Linked DNA regions of Mus musculus: region 2 is linked to region 1. Evidence: chromatin loops called from intact Hi-C (ENCODE). Cell type or tissue: heart. All regions are shown on one strand. Each heading gives the region's core, and the rest is flanking DNA. Links, peaks and the distances in the headings are about the cores only.

Region 1 (8,192 bases), core at 2,900-5,399:
GAGTCTCCCGGGGCATCATTTGGGCCTCAACATGACCTTTCCTTGGGAGTATCCCTCTCAAGAGCTAGACAGGGACAGTAGCAGCCATCGAAGTTCAAGTTAGTTTGGTCAGTCTGACCAAAGGTTTGTTTAGACCATAGGTTTTTAGCCAGCAAATCAAACGATCAAATATTAACATAGCACTTGGTTCTCAAAGGGCTCACATAGAAAAGAGGGGAGAGGTTAGAGGGACTGTTCACAAACAGACAGAGCAAGTGGTGAGGGAAGGAGAAAATGACAGGTGACTATTTAGATGTCAGTGGAGTGCTGTCACTATAGTTGAAGGGATGTCCAGGGTCCTTAGGAGATAGTTATGGCTGAGGGAAGGCTATAGGTGGCATGGGACTCCTGCATCTTGGGAATCTCAGAATACCTTCCTTTGGCTTTGGTTTCTATTCTAATCATGTAAGAAAGCTGACGTGAATGTACAAAAATGGAAGTGTCATAGAAAAGTGCGGGCAATACAGAATCGTGTCAGGTATCCCGATCGCTAAAGCGTCAGGGATTCTGGCCAGATAAGCACAGAGAAAGAAAGGCAGCGGGTTTGAAATTGTGTTTTGTTGATTTGGTTTCGGTTTGGTTTGGATTCTTGAAATATTCTTGCTGTAGAGCCCAGCTCAGCCTTGAACTCTCTGTGTCCCAAACTGATCTTACATTGACTATGTAGCCCATGCTGACCTCCAATTCATGATCTTCCTGCCTCAGCCTTCCAGAGTGATAAAATTACAAGCATCTGCCACCACACCTTATGAAACTGTACATGAAAGAATAGAAAAGGTGAGGCCAGGAAGTGCAAGACTCAGGAAAGCATTTTGCTTGTCTTAGGCTTCATAGGCCTAAGTGGAGCAATAGACCAGAGAGCCGTGTTAGGGAGGGGACTAATCCTGGAACACTGAACTCTGGGGTAAGTTCATTGAATGTCTTCCTCCAGGTTCACATGTGTTTCCAGAACATCATTCCATGGTGGTAAATGTTGGGTGAGGAATTAAAATAGAGGGTCAATGGCAAAAATCCATTAAAAGTGTTGTAACTGCAATAAAGACTTAAAGAATAAGCCCAAGACTCTGAGAAAGGGAACCTTCGTGGCCATGTTTCCCACATGCCTGTAGCTTTGCTGACGAGTCAGTGAGACTGATGCGGGGGGTACTCTATGCGCCTTGGTAAATGCTTGCAGTGTTTTGAGCCAAGATTATCTTTTCAAAGACATCCTAGAAAATTCATTCATCCATGTTATGTAGACTGGGGTGGGAGGTACTGTAGTCAGAGAGGCCCTTGGGGCTCTGCCAGTGCTTTTGATCAGGTGTGGTAAGGCTGAGTCATAGTGTAGACATAAGAAACAAGCTGCAGGTGTCTCAGTGGTGAAGGAAAGAACACCATGGGGTAGGCAAAAAGGCAGAGCAAACAATGAGGAGGTCTTTTTCTTCAAGCAAAGAAGTATTGTCTTAACTGGGTGGACAATGAAAGGAATAAATTTATTTTGTGTATTAGTTGCCTTTCTGTTGCTGTGACAAAATGCCAAGACAAAGGCAATTTATAAAGCATTTAATTGGACTTTCAGGGGGCTGAAGTCAATTAATGGGGGAACCAAAGGCTTGGCAGCAGGAATATCTGAGAGTTCATATCTTGAACAAGCAGGAGGCAGAGAGAGCAAACTGTGAATGGCTCTTGTCTTTTGAAACCTCAGCTCCTCTCCCCACCCCCAGCCCACCACCATGTGACGAACTTCTTCCAACAAGGTCACACTTCCTGATCTTTCCCAATTAGTCTACCAACTGGGGTCAAGTATAGAAACACACGAACCTGGGGTGTGGGGGCTATTTTCATTCAAGCCACCTGGGTCTGGAGGCTGGGGTTCACGTGTGTACTTGTGTTTGTGCCAGTGTGTATGCAGGCCAAATGTCAACTTTAGTGTCTTTACTCAGGAGCCATCCACCTTCTTATTTGAGACAGGTCTCTCACTGGCTTAAGGCTTGCTGAGTTGGCTAGGTTCAAAAGCACCAAGGCTTCCCTGTCACTGCCTCCCCACTGCCTCCCCTGTATGGAGATAGCAAGCATACACCACCACACAAGGATTTTTTTTTTTTTTTAACATGGGTTCTGGTGATCAAACTCAGGCTTACATGGGAAGCATGTTTACAACTGAGCCATCTCCCTAGTGTAAAAAATATAAATTTAACACTAAGTTTCCAATCATGGGTGGCTGGGGCAATACTATGGCCTCCGTCTAAAATGAAATGATGCAACAATGCATTCACATTGTTCACTTATAATGCCTGAGGTGGCACGACATGCCATTACTATTAGCTCTGACAATTGTCAAAGCATGGGCACAATGGCAAAGAGAGAGAGAGAGAGTTCTAGAGACGGTGGCATAGGTTTTGTGTGCTCTGAGAAGTTGTTTCAGAGGGAACACAGGATAATCAGATGACAGACAGGACAGATGGATGGAAAGAAAAGGTATTAATTAGTTCCTCAGAATGTGTGACTATTTGTTTCTTTTTGTTCTGTCCTTTGATCATTCCACAGACAACACATCTTTGACAAAGACCATTTTCAAGGAAGACTCAAGTTAGACAATTGCTATTTTTAATACATTAGCTGAGGAGGCCAGGACAGCTATCATAAATAGTCACTTAGAGTTTTGTTTTGTTTTAGCAAGATATACTATTTGGTGTGTATGGGATAAGTAAGAGTGGCTGAACAAACAGGTGAAGGCTAGGGGAAGAGGCTAGGGTGCTATCCAAAGGATGACTCACTGAGGTTAGGGTTAGGACAGGCTCACCAGTCTCCTGCTAGAGGAAGCCAGATGGATGTGCTCAGAACATAAGACATGGTATATACTGACAGCATCCCTTAGAGGTAGGGCAGGAAGCTAGATCAAAAGCTGGTCAAACAGTCAGTGTGGAATAGGGGCAATAGACTGAGTCTACAAACAGGAGATACTTGCTGGAGCGGCAGTGAATGTTAAAGAGGAGATCAAGTAGGCTGAAGTGGACTGTTGGCCTGTTCAGATTTTTAGAACTTGGGTGTGTAGGAGGTTCTGTGGTGTCAACTGGACTATGATCATCTCTCGTTTCTCCAAACCCCTCTCTCTAAACCTCCATCCAGAGTCAGTCATGCTCTGCTACCCTGTAAGGAAATCTCACCCACAGGGTCAGAACTCAGGGGAAACCTGGCCGATTGTATGTTGAGGGTGCTTGAGAAAGCTGGAGGTTCTCTGTCCGTGTTGGTGTCCTCCCTTATCTGATTGTCAAGGAGTTGGCTTACACTGGCCTGCAGCTTAGCTGGCAGGATGTCTGTGTGCCTGGTGCCAAGGGAACTAGAGAAGCAGAAGATGGTTTCCCCAAGTGCATTCAGAGTGTTCTTTCTAGCTTTTCTGTCAGCCTGTTAATGGAGATGGATTTCCAGGCATGGGGTATATGTTCACATACAAATGTATTATCTAGTAGGTAAGTCAGGGACCCTTCAATAGTGGGTGTCAGGAAACCCACGCTAGATGAAGCAGAGTGGAAATGCATTGGTTCATTTTGACATAGAAAGCAAGAACCTGGCTTCAGGTATAGCTGAATATGGGGGCTTAGGCAGTGGCATCGGGGCCCAATTCTTTTGTCCCTTAGTTTGGCTCTGTGTCTACTGAATGTTTGTGATTTTATGACCCACGGTGGGGTAAGAAGAGGACAGTAGCCCTAAACTCATATTCCCTTCAGGTTCAAGGTAAGTAGAAAAAAAACAAAATTGTCTTTTGCTATAATCCCAGGGGAGAAAAAAATGCCTCCTGGGTTTTATTGGCTCATTTGGTCACATGACAATCCTTGAACAATTATTATATCCAGAAGAATATAATGTTGTGATTGGCCAGATGAAGCTCCTTCCCGACCTCGGGAACTGGTTCTTGAAAAGGGGTGGATCCCCCATGGGAAGGTCAGAAATCGTTCCCTGAAAGAAGTACAGGACAAAGAGCTCATCCTGGCAAAACCCTGTTTTTGTTTCTTAAGAAAATGTTCATCTTACTTGTGACTGCAGAAGCCAAGAAAGTTGAGCCGTGTCCACTTCTCACTAAGCTCAGCCCCTGTAGTGTCTGGAATGGAGCCAGCTTAGATAACGAGCTTTAAGCATGCTGATCGCAGAGTTCACAGAGACGGGTGACTTCTGTATCTGACTGACTCATACAAGAATGTTAGAAATGGTTCATTTCGAAAACCATCATTTCAGTATGTGTTAATTTTGTTTTTGCCGTACACAAGTGCTGCTTGATTGCTGGTGCACTTGAAATGATTTGACTACTGTGTAATTTGTATTATGCCTGAAAAGCAAAGTACTGGAATGACTTGGAGTCCCAGGACAGTTCTGAGAGAGCTTGGTGGGCACTCGGTGCTAAGGCTCCTCTCAGGTTCTCACGCCTAGTTGAGCATGGTCTCTGCCATCTGACTCTTCCCACCACCGTCTGTTCTCAGGTCTGCAATAAAATCATCTTCCTGATGAGCTTTGTGGGCAACTGTGGGACCTTCACCAGAGGCTACCGGGCCATGGTTCTGGATGTGGAGTTCCTCTATCATTTGCTGTATCTACTCATCTGTGCCATGGGCCTCTTCGTACATGAGTTCTTCTATAGCTTGCTGGTGAGTACCAGGGGTTCACATGTGGAGAACTGTGTCATCTCTTATCACAGACCCCCCACCTTCTAATCACAGCTACTGGGCCTGGTTCTATAATATCAAGCTCCAACTGCATCCGATCTTGGGAGGATCTGAGAGGAAAATGACATAGGAAACAGGGCAGCTCCAGGGAACCTGGCAGTGCAGGATCTCATCATGTCCTGTATGTGGCACATCTGTAGTTTCCACTCATGGAGGAGGTGCCTCTGCAGTTCAGATGTTTCCTATATATGTGTCCATTTCTCTCACTTGGGAAGCACTTGCCAAGAGGCATATGTTTGACACAGTCACCTACAGTCCTCTGCAATCTGTTTCTCAAGGCAAACATGTCAGGACCAAAGTAAGAGCAACTTGCAAAGCCCAGGACCCAGGACAGTGAGCTTGCTAAGTAAAAGTGATTTTGTTCCCATAGAGCCAAGTTGTTAAGACCTTGACAGTTGGTGAGTTGGTTCTGTCCCTTTCTTGGGAGCAGATTAAGTTATAAACCAAATAATGATTTTCTGTGCCAAAGTCAAAAGAAACCTAGATCTATAAAATTGGGGATAAGAAATTTCAGTGCACCTACATAACATGGCAAGAAGCATAAACTTTTATGGTGCAAACACAAGAAATATAAAAATATGAAGATCAAAAAAAATATCCAAGGGCTAAAAATAAGAGAGGGGGGGTAGGGAAATGGAAGGAAAGGAAAGGAAAGGAAAGGAATGAAAGGATTTAGACAATAGGGATTGTGAAACGTCCTTAAGGAAAACCCATGTATGGTTTCTAAGCTGCTTTTGTCTGTCTCAGTTTCCTTCCTTCCTTCCTTCCTTCCTTCCAAGTTGAGAAGAAGGTTTTCCTCGCAGGGATACTGTATGGATCACATGTAACTGTTCATGTCAGCATCCTAAGCAAGCATTGCCATGGGACAGCTCCCTAGTCTTATCTTTATCATCCTCTGTTCTCGATGCCACAAAAAAAAAAAAAAAAAAAAAAAAAAAAAATAGATAAAGAATTCACCAGGATTAGCTCATTCCATTAGTGAGAGATGTTGGCGGGCTAAGCGGAATGGTTTATTTTCTCTAGTTTCAGAATCTGGCTGGCTGTACTTTGAGCTTTTAAGCAAAGGGGTGGCAGGATGTACTTGTGAGCGCTATTATGTGGCCTATTTTGGTCATTCTGCATCAGAAATCTTTAGAGCCATCCTGGAGTCTGTTCTGGAACTGTTCTGTGTCGTGCATGAGCATCCCTGGACAGAGTTTAGCCCGTGAGTCAAGGAGACCCACATCCACCAGTGCAGCACACTCCAGTCCTCCCTGGGGAGAGTGGCAGAGGGCAGGGATTGTCTCTTGGGTCCCTGGTTGTTGTTTATTCGTTTGTTTTGTTTTGTTTTGAGGTAGGATCTCTCCCTTTGTGCCCTTTGATCTGTACCCTCTCCCCCTGCTGGGTGTGGCTTTCCTTGCTGCTCTCCTTCCTGTTGATCTTGCTTCCTTTCTTCTTCATTTCCAGTCTGCTGCTTTGGTTTTTTGTTTTTTTTTTTTTTTTTTTTTTTTTTGAGTTATTTTTTGGAGGTAGCCAGGGCCTTTCCTAAATGCAAGGGACAGTGTGAGGTGAGACCCACACCCCTTACCTCACAGCCTTACCATCAACGAGACAGAGGCAAAAAAACGGTCACAGCTAAATCTCTGCAAGTGCGTGCTTCTCCCACACTCTCACCCTCCATTTGAGGGAGATGATGTCTTTAGGTCGCAGCTGAGGACCGTGACACATGGTGCCCTGAATCACACAGTCACTCGATCTTCCAGACCCAAATGTCATTCCTCCCAACCATGGGCAGGCCATACCTCTGTGAGCACAGCGTCCCATGCTGCAGCTCACACCCGTGCTTCCAGAGCCCTCCCGTCACGGAAGCACAGTGCTGTCAGTCTAGATGAGGGTGAAAGCCACTCTCGTGTGCATCCAGGGGTCTCCTGAGCCTTGACTTGCCTGTGGGATCCTGTTCTTGTCCAAAGAAGTACTGAATGTATCTGATGAGAACTCAAAACCCAATATTCCCACAAAGAAAGAAAGCCTCCCATGTTTAAAACAAACCTGAGTTTTCAGAGAGAGAAAGAGAAACAGAGAGAGAGAGAGACTGACTTCCTACAGAGAAATCTAGAGGAGTCCCCTGGGTGATCAGAGCTCCCTTGGCTTTAGCTGTCTAGGAGGAAGGAACCGTAATCCCTTGGCCTAAGGTACTGTGGCCCCCCAGGAAGCGTCTGGACCTGGCCTCAAGCCTGCATCCCAGTTGTGTTCTTAAGAAAATATTAACAGCGGAGATGAAAATGTACAAAGTTCCTAAACAGCAGCTGACAGGATGAGGGCCCCAGATGGTCACTGAGCGCGGAGACAGGTTCATCCCTGAGTGCCGAGCCAAGGCAAGCTCATTAGAACGCCCACACTCTCTGAGTCTAACCTGTCGCCTGAGAAAGGTTAAACAGCACACTCATTCCTGGTCTGGTGGCCATAGGGACACAGCGGGTCTAAATTGCTAGTAATTGCAAATATAAACTGAGACAGCACACTTGATGGCTATAGGCAGTACTCATCTATTATAACAGGAATTACAGATTTCTGTTTCTGGAAATTAGTCAGAAAGCCCTAAGTAGACAGATGTGTATACGAGCATATCCAGAGGTGTTCATCACAGAAGCACTGATAAGACAATTGAAAACATGTTGACTAGTCACAAACATGATACTGGCTATGTTAAGTGTATGTGTTTCTAAATAACACTAGGAGATCATTTTGACATGACATGAAATGTGCCTGAATATTGTCCAGGAGTGGCTATAAGTCAGTATTATGGTATTTATTAATAATATCTATACATTCCATTTTTAAAAGGAATAATACGTGGATGTCTATAGATGATGGAATGGAATTATTAGGTTTTTTCCTTGGTATTCTATCTTTTCCAAGGTCAATTTTTACTTAGAAAATATATAATATATTTATATATATTATAAGTAAAAATACAGAATATATGCTATATTTTATTGTTTCAATTTTAAAATTATTTTCTAAAAACCATAAGAGGGTCTTTCCTGGTTTGATCTGTTAATTCCGTGCCTCCTGCCCACAGAAGACAAGTACCCTTTGTTCGCTGTGTGATTTGCTCTTAGTACTTCAGACTGAGTTGCTAGGAAATATTTAACCAATGTTAAAGCAACACAGCCTTTTACTTTCTTTTGTGGATTAAATGCCACATCCTTGCTTCCTTTGAAAGATCCTACTTTGCCCAGTACCCTCTAGGAAACTAGTTTCAGGATACAGATTGGAATTAAGCAGGGAGAAAAGCTAATTGGCCAGAAAATGGCCCCAAATATACAGTACTAAACTGGAAGACATTGAAGAGACCAGCTCTGTGCACTCATTTTACAGATGAGGAGATGGAGGTCCACAGAGGCTCATTCGGCATCTCGCTGTAATTCAAAAGTGAAGTGGAGAGCCCACCTGCTTTCCCCATAACCATCTTCA
Region 2 (8,192 bases), core at 3,237-5,736, 130 kb after region 1:
ACCCCTAGCACGTCACCTTGCTTACCTAGGCCTCAATGAGAACAATCCATTGCCATCCCTGAAAGCCACATCCCATAATGACACCTTGTTAAGAGACAGTCAGTCAGGGGTCATCATTTTGAGGTAGACAAAAAGAAAACCATTTTTTAAAAAAGGTTTCTGGTAGGACTGGCTAGCTTCAAATTCACTGTCTATCTGAAGATGACCTTCAACCTCTGACCCTCCTGCCTCCCTCCTAGAGCTGGGGTTATAAGCATGGGAAGAAGCATTCTGAATCTTCTCTTTGCCATTTTACAGTAGTTCTGGGTCAAAGTTAGACTCATGGAATCCTTCTATGGATGCCCCCCTGGGATATGGCTTTTGGCCAAAAGCAATGAAACTCAGAATGCTGAGCAGCCAGGCTGCCCTTCAACTAGAAATCCAAACAGTATACACAGAAGTCACTAGCTGCTCCATTTCCCTTACTATTGAAAAGCACAGTAACTATGACAACATCCATAGAGAGTCACTAGTGACTAGGGCATGCCTGACACGCAATAAGTTGAATGAGTGAATGAACAAGTGAGTGAGTGAATGAAGGAATGATTGAATGAATGCATGAAGACCTAGGAAAAGAAGAGCAGTAGCTAAGGAGAGGAGTCAGAGAGAGGCCCTGACCTGTCCTGTAGTTAGAGTTGCTCCTCCCAGCCGGATGTGCCACGTGGTGCTATGTTCATCTGTACAGTCTCCTCCTTACGGTCCCTCCCAATGTAAGGTCCTGTTTGAACTTAGAGCTAATGACTGACTAAAGCTGGGTGGGGCCAAAAGCTCAAGAACAAACTGTTCCAGAAAGTGTGTGGGCTCCACTCTGCAAACGCACTTTCCTTCCTTCACCCACGTTCCTCCTTCTTAGGATCACATAAGAACACTTTGAGGGGCACACACAGCATGGGGGGTCCTCTGTGACTCCTGGATGCTTACCTGACTCTCTCCTTTTTAATTTAAGATTAAAATAAAAGTTTCAAAGTAAACACAGCCTAAATAAATACTGTAAAATATATGGCCTATAGATATCACTTTGACATGATAACTGGTCTGTCCATATGACCTGCTTTTGAGCTACAAAATAAACAAAATTTCATTTATTTGGCCATTAATGTAATTACCCTCTGTTATAAGAAACTGGTATGAAAATATATCTATAGCATGGTCCAGTGCACAAAAGAATTTAAAAGCCGAAGCAAGTATATTCCCACAGTTAAGATGTTTGCTGTATTCGCTGGCTACCTACATACTCCCTGGGCACACAGTCACTGCTTTTCTGAGAACTGGCATCTGGCCTTTAACAGTCCAGCTCTAAGAGAAGAGAGAATTTCTGTGTTTCCCCACGATTCCTGACTCGCTGGGTAAATGGAGACCATACAAGCATTGTCCTGTGAAATTATCACGTGTTTAAATTCCTTTCACTTCAGTGCATGCTTGCCTTATCAGGCCCTTATAGAAAGGAATATGCCTTTTCTTTTACTAAAGAGACATTTCAAGTGGTATTTTCAGTATTGGTGACATCGTCAGTTCTTTCTATATTATCGTAGTTGAATGGTGAGGAGCCACACAGTGTATCAAGTCCTTTAGAGTCATGAAACCTCACCAGGAAATTGCAGAACTGAGGTCCAAGTCTTTTGATTGCACACAAGGCTACTTGCATTGAGTTTGTACAGGTTTTCTGGGACTCTTTTGCCTGCAACACACAGAAGTGGAAGAAAGGAAGACTCAGAATTTCTTTGGCAGGGAGACCAAACACTCAGGAGTCCAGGGTAAGCACTGAACTTGACAAACACCAAGTAGATACAGTCTACTGGTCAAGGATGCCTTTAGCATCACATGAGAGATAATCTGCAAAGACTTCTTCTGGCTGTCTCAAAGGACAAGGTTGGGCGAGGAGGCCTGCTGGGGTTGGATTGGCTTGGTTAGAGAAGGAGACAAGCAGTGTGGGATTTCATTGGGTAGGTGCATATGATGCCCTGCGCATGACCCTACAAGGTTAGTCTTCCAGTCCCAGAGCCATGGTTTTAAATTGATGACACCATTGAATTCTATCTCTGGTGTGATTTTTCCTGGGTAGATATGAACAACAAAAAAAGATATATATATATATATATATATATATATTGTCCCAGACAGGGTACCAGAGCATATCAAAGAAATGATTCCATCCAAGTCTAGCTTAGAAAGTCAATGAGCCATTGGGGTTACTTACAGGAACATGGGTGATTCAAAAGCAACTGACTGCAACGCCAAATAGCTCACACTAGCATGGATGAAGATTCACAAAAGCTGTACACCTTGGGGCTCCCTGCCCAACCTGCAGGCAGCTCCTCCAAACATCTCCCCTCCATAATAATGTTTATTGCTTTTATAGCCTTGGGGAGGAGAGTTACGAATCTTGTCAGTGTTTTATCTTCCAGAGTCTCCTTCCTTCCTCCCAGAGAGAACGGTTCAGTTGGGAGAAAACAGCAACCCAACCCAATCCCCAGCTGGATTCAGAGTAGAGTCGGGTCTGAGAATTGCTCCTTCCCGTACAAGGAAAACCTGCCTCGGGCAATGAGTAAACCAGGTTTTTCTTCTCCCTTTTAGGTGGCAGCGCTTTCCCACATGAACCATCCTAAGGCACCAAAGGATGTTAGGTGTCTGGATTTCAACTGGGTGTTGAAATCAACAGGGTGTTCCCACTGGCAAAGTGAGTTGAGGAAGCTGTATTACCAGGATATTCTTCAGGGCCATTAGCTAAAAGCACTAGCTACCAAGCCTGGTCACCTGGGTTCAATCCTTATAACCCACATGGTGGAAGGAAAGAACCAGCTGCCACAAGCTGTCTTCTGACCTCTGTACAGATTCATTCTCTCTCTCTCTCTCTCTCTCTCTCTCTCTCTCTCTCTCTCTCTCTCTCTCTCTCTCTCACACACACACACACACACACACACACACACACACAAACCCCTATGGATATCAAGCCCTTGGCTACCATAGAGTTCCCTCTTGTGTTGCTCATCCTACAGTCCTGACAAATCACATCAGTCCTGTGTCTGATCCGAGAACATCCCACCCCAGGATCTAGCTCTTGCTGTCCTTTACATCTGGAATGTTCTTCCTCTGGCTTGTCTTGATGAGCTTGGCTCCTTCATCTTCCTCCAACCATAGCATACCATTTCCCCACCAGAAGGGCCTCGGGGTCTCCATGGCACTCATTTCCTTAGGCTCCATCTTCCTTCCTTGCTCACTTCTCCCACTATTCCACTCGGGGATGAACTGATTCTGCTCATTTCTTCACTTATTGTATGTCTCCCACAGGAAGATAGAGATCATACTTGCATTTCCAGTGCAAGGCATGAGAAAGCACTGGCTATGTGTTGAATGGCACCCTTCCTACCTCCAATTCTACTCTGAAGAGCTAGCCCCCAATGAGGGGGGTACTTGGAGAAGGGTTTGGAGAGGTGAATTGGTGTAGGTGAGGTCATAAAGTAGGGCCCCAGGAATGAGATACTTAGAGAAAGAGAAAACAAAGTTCTTTACCAGAGAAGGGGCCCATATAGAACCAAGTGTTAACTTTACAAGGTTGTCAATATAGCACAGGGGGCTAGAGAGCTTCCCTAGCATCTGGTAAGGGCCTAGGTGGAATCACCACCATAATGAAGTCATAATATACGTGGTGGTTGGAATATGCTTGACCCACGGAGTGGCACTTTTGGGAGGTGTGGCCTTGTTGAAGGAAATATGTCACTGTGAGGGCGGGCTTAAAGACCTTCCCCCTAGCTGCCTGGAAGACAGCAGTCTTCTGTTTGCCTTCAGAACAAGATGTAGAACTCTCAGCTCCTCCAGTGCCATGCCTGCCTTGATGCTGCCATGCTTCCTGCCTTGATGATAGTGGACTGAACCTCTGAACCTGTAAGCCAGCCCCAGTTAAATGCTGTTGCCTTTTATAAGAATTGCCTTGGTTATGGTGTCTCTTCACAGCAACGGATGGCATAACTGCATTTTTATGGTAGGGATGCATGGTCCTCGGTGGTCCATCTCAAGTGTTCACTGGCTAGTGTTGCCTTGTTTATTAGGCCATTGAGATGCAGAGTTTAATTAGACACAAATTAAACCCAGGTCACCAGGCTTGGTAGCTAGTGCTTTTTTTTTTCTTTCTTTCTTTTTTTTGCTAGTCTCATCATAAATATCTATGACTGCCAAACGACTAGAAGATATATCCAGGCAAAGTCCACGTGCACAGCTGGCTACCAGGTCAGACATCTCAAATCAACTAACCTTATCTGTCAAATGGCTTCTGCGGCTGGCTCGGGAAGCTCAGACAGTCCTTGAACTCCTTCCTGAAGACTGTGATTACTGATCTGGACTAGCAGGCCCAGACCTGGGCGGAGATTCGCATTCCCCAGCAGTTTTAGCACTGCATTGACAGAAACTAATCTCCGAACCCCCCTGTGGAGCTGCACAGGCCTTTGTAAGTGAATTTATAAAAACCAGTTCTAAAAAGTTCACACAATTTTTTGAATACTCTAAGGAATATAGAGCTTTTTAAACTTTTTGTGTTCATGGTTGTCGTTGTTGTTTGGGTTTTTGCTTTTGTTTTGGTTGTTTTGGTTTTTCTACGTAGCCTTGGCTGTTCTAGAACTCTGTAGACCAGGCTGGCCTCAAACTTGCAGAGAGCTGTCTGTCTCTGCCTCCTAAGTGCTGGGATCTAAGGCCTGCACCACCACCGTGAGGCTTAGAAACAATAATTTCATAGTCCTCAAAATCAGCTATTTGTTTATTTTATATAGTTGAAAACTGAAACTTGAAGTTTTGTTTACTAAAAGACCAAAATGTAAGTAAACTACTAGAATATTCTGGACAACAGCATTGTGTTGGGAAATGTCAATTTTTATCTTTTTCTGGGCAAAAAAGATCAGGCCTCCTACCTTGTTTCCTTGCTGTTCATCCTAAAAAAAACCACTGATAAATTTGCAGAAAGAACTATCTAATCTTAGAAGCCAACTTTACCTTCAATGTATTTTGGTTACAATGCTAATATCTCAATTATATCTATGACCCTATATATACAGATATGTCAAACAGTTATTAACATCTACTATTTTTTTAAAAAGTAGCAACAAAGTTTAATTGGTTCATTATAAGCCGGGCACTGCTGAAGTATTTTAAATGAATAATTTAAACTTTATCCTTCGGTGACCCTCTGAGACAGATACTGTTACTTTACAGAGAAAACTGAGGCTTTGAGAAAAGGCTACAGGGTCAGTGAGTTGGCTCAGCCAGTGAAGGTGCTTGCTGCCAATCATGTGGACCTGAGTTCACTTCCTGGAACCTCGTGACAGAAGGAGAAAACTGACTCCTGCTAGTTGTTCTCAGCACCGCCCTTGTGCTGTGGCGGGGTCATGTATTCCCACAAGCGCCTATGCCTCTGTGCTTACATGCACAGAATAGGCCAATGAGTAAGTAAACAAAAGAGCCACTGCTCAAGAAAACTAATTCTGCTGCTAATAACTGAAGAAACAAGTAGCTAAAAGGACAAACTGTTTTCTGGGTAAAATATTTCTATTTGTGTGTGTGTGTGTATATATATATATAATCACTTTAGTCATTACTTGCTAAACAGTTGTCCTGAGGGAGCAGCATTCACAGACCAGGTTCAAGTCATTGTCCTTCCATAGGTGGTTGTTAACATGTAAGTTAACTTAATTGCTGGTACCACAAGAGCACACTCATGAAAATGTCATTTCCAATGTGTGTTTGGTATCCAGAAAATGTTCAACAAGTGTTTTTAACTAAATGAAGGAATGAAATAAATGCCTTAAAATTTCTAGGACAGCCAGTGCTATAGAGAGAAACCCTGTCTCAAAAAATATAAAAATATAAAAATGAGTGGATGAATAAATACATAAATATAAAACAAAGAAAGAAAAACTCCTTAAACTACCCTTAATTAAATATTGCCAGCTAGTAAACAAAAGCCGTCATCCCAGCAATCAGTTGGCCGAGGCAGGAGGATCCCGAGTTCAAAGCCAGACTGGGTTACGTAGTAGGTTTAATTTCAGTCAAGCATAGTGAGACCCTATCTCAAATGAAATACAACAGGGCCTGGGGAAATGGCTCTGTCAGTAACGCGCTTGCTTACAAACACAGGAATCTGAACTCAAATCCCCCAAACTCACATCAGCAGCTGGGTGCTGCCAGATTCCCAGTGTTGGGGAGACAGAGTGAGGGGAACCCCAGGGGCTTGCTGGCCACTCAGCCTACTCAATCCATGAGCTCCCTGTTCAATGAGAAACTCGGTCTCAAATAAATAACAAGAAAAGAAAATGGCAGAGGAGGACCCCTCTGATCTCTGTGCACACATATGTACATATAACACACACACACAACAGAAGGAAACAAAAGCCTCCAGATCACCACCAGCCTCCGCCTTTCTTTGGGAGATAAAGTTGTAGGAAAGTACACTTTCTCTTCATCTGCCTTCTGATCATTTCTAAAATGCCTTCAAAGCAGTCTGACCCTAAATGGTCTCTGTTCCCAACTACCGAGACACTGCCAGGTGCAGAGTGAGGTAAAAAGTACTCACCCTTCTGTGGCTATGTTAATTCGTCTGTAAATATGGGCCCAGTAGGTGGTAACAGAACAATACTGCCTGAACTGCTAAATGTCCTCTGGGGGTCGGGAGCTGTGGCTTAGTGGGAAGGAAAAGTGTGGTGAGACTGGATGCTAAATGTATAGCTTCCGAATGACTCTTTACTGTAGTCAGGAACCACCTGTAATTTACAGGTCCCCTCTGGACCTCTGAGGGTTTCACACTCACCTGCACATACATAACAACTCACATAGACATACACACAATTAAAAATAATTTTTAAAAATCTAAAAAAAAAAATAAGTGTACTCACTGTAACACTAAAACGGTGATTCTCAACCTGGGGGGTCGTGACCCCAATGAGAGTCACATAACAGATATCCTACATATCAGATATTTACATTATGATTCATTAACAGTAGCAAAATTTCAGTAATGAACTAGCAACAAAATAATTTTATGGCTGGGGGGTCACCACAACATGAGGCGATATATTAAAGGGCTATAGCATTAGGAAGGGTGAGGATCACTGCTCTAAAATGTCACTCCCTATGCATCTCATGTATCTTGAAATAATTTTCTAGCTCCTTCCAGTTCTAGGTTGTTGGTTTTATTTATTTCATTTCATTAAAGCCTTTCCTTTGTTTCCCTTACATTGACGTTCTTTGTATTAGTCAGGGTTCTCTAAAGAAACAGAACTGATAGAATAAATCTATATGTGTTAAAGGCGATTCATTAGAATAGCTTACAGGCTGTGGATCAGTTAGTTCGACAATGGCGTTATCGTGACCGAAAGGCAAAAATCTGGTAGTTGTTTAGTCTACGAGGCTCCGTGTCTCAGCTGCTCTTCAGCCTACATTAAATGCTAAAACATGTAGACTATGATGCTATTGAAGGAATGACCCAGCAACAGACAGGTGAACTTGCCAGCCAGACTGAGGTCAATCAGGCGAAAAGGAAAAAAGGTCTCTTAGTCTGTGCCCTTTTATGTGGCCCAAATGTATTAGTTGGGGGGGTGTCTCTGCCCACTTCAGATAATTCTAACTGAGAAAGTCCCTCACAACTGTGTCCAGATGCATGGGCTTCAAACGGTCCCAGATGCAGCTAATTAACCAGGAAGATTAGCCATCACGACATCGGAGCACAGGTGGGCTGGTTCTATGGCGTGGCCCACCTCACACATGCTCAAAGTTCTTACTACTTAACTACCTTACAGTTAGCTGAACATTTGTATCGCAAAGAACAGAGGAAAGGTACAGAATCCTGGGGTTTGGGGGTACCTGAGAGCTAGCCTGTGTATTTATGATTCACCAGGTTCAATCCACAGCGGGAAGAAGGCAAAGGAGAGATAGAGAGAGGAAGAAAGAGGAGAGAGGGAGGGAGAGAGAATCCTAAGCTTAACCCCAGACCTAAGGAAGAAGCAGAATGTGATATACCCAGGTGTTTTCAATACAGAGTAAAATGTGAGAGACTATCCTAAGAGGCAGAGGAGGGGGTGTTCATTGTTCAAATATTGTTTGGAGAATAAATATTGCTTGGTGGCCACTCAAAGCCTCCCTTCGCCTCAGCCTCTCCCTCTCCCTCTCCCTCC

What was found. Peaks named below come from ENCODE experiments on the same cell type or tissue, not always from the same donor. Only the 100,000 strongest peaks of a DNase experiment are listed, where the experiment ranks them.
Region 2: it touches region 1 in a loop (1.9-fold over the local background); 1 of 42 quality-filtered maps calls a loop at or near these places.

What each region holds. Positions count from the first base shown.
Region 1 is chr6:108,506,202-108,514,393 of GRCm38, forward strand. It overlaps Itpr1 (inositol 1,4,5-trisphosphate receptor 1), which reads left to right. Exons shown (of 62, transcript NM_010585.5): 55 at 4,494-4,658. Among named protein-coding and RNA genes, the nearest start is that of Mir7661, 21 kb to the left of the region's middle. In heart, for the core only: no CTCF peak of the experiment used is centred there; a DNase peak (open chromatin) is centred at 4,020.
Region 2 is chr6:108,637,881-108,646,072 of GRCm38, forward strand. All of the region lies in intron 1 of 0610040F04Rik (RIKEN cDNA 0610040F04 gene), which reads right to left. Among named protein-coding and RNA genes, the nearest start is that of Bhlhe40, 19 kb to the right of the region's middle. In heart, for the core only: no CTCF peak of the experiment used is centred there; no DNase peak of the experiment used is centred there.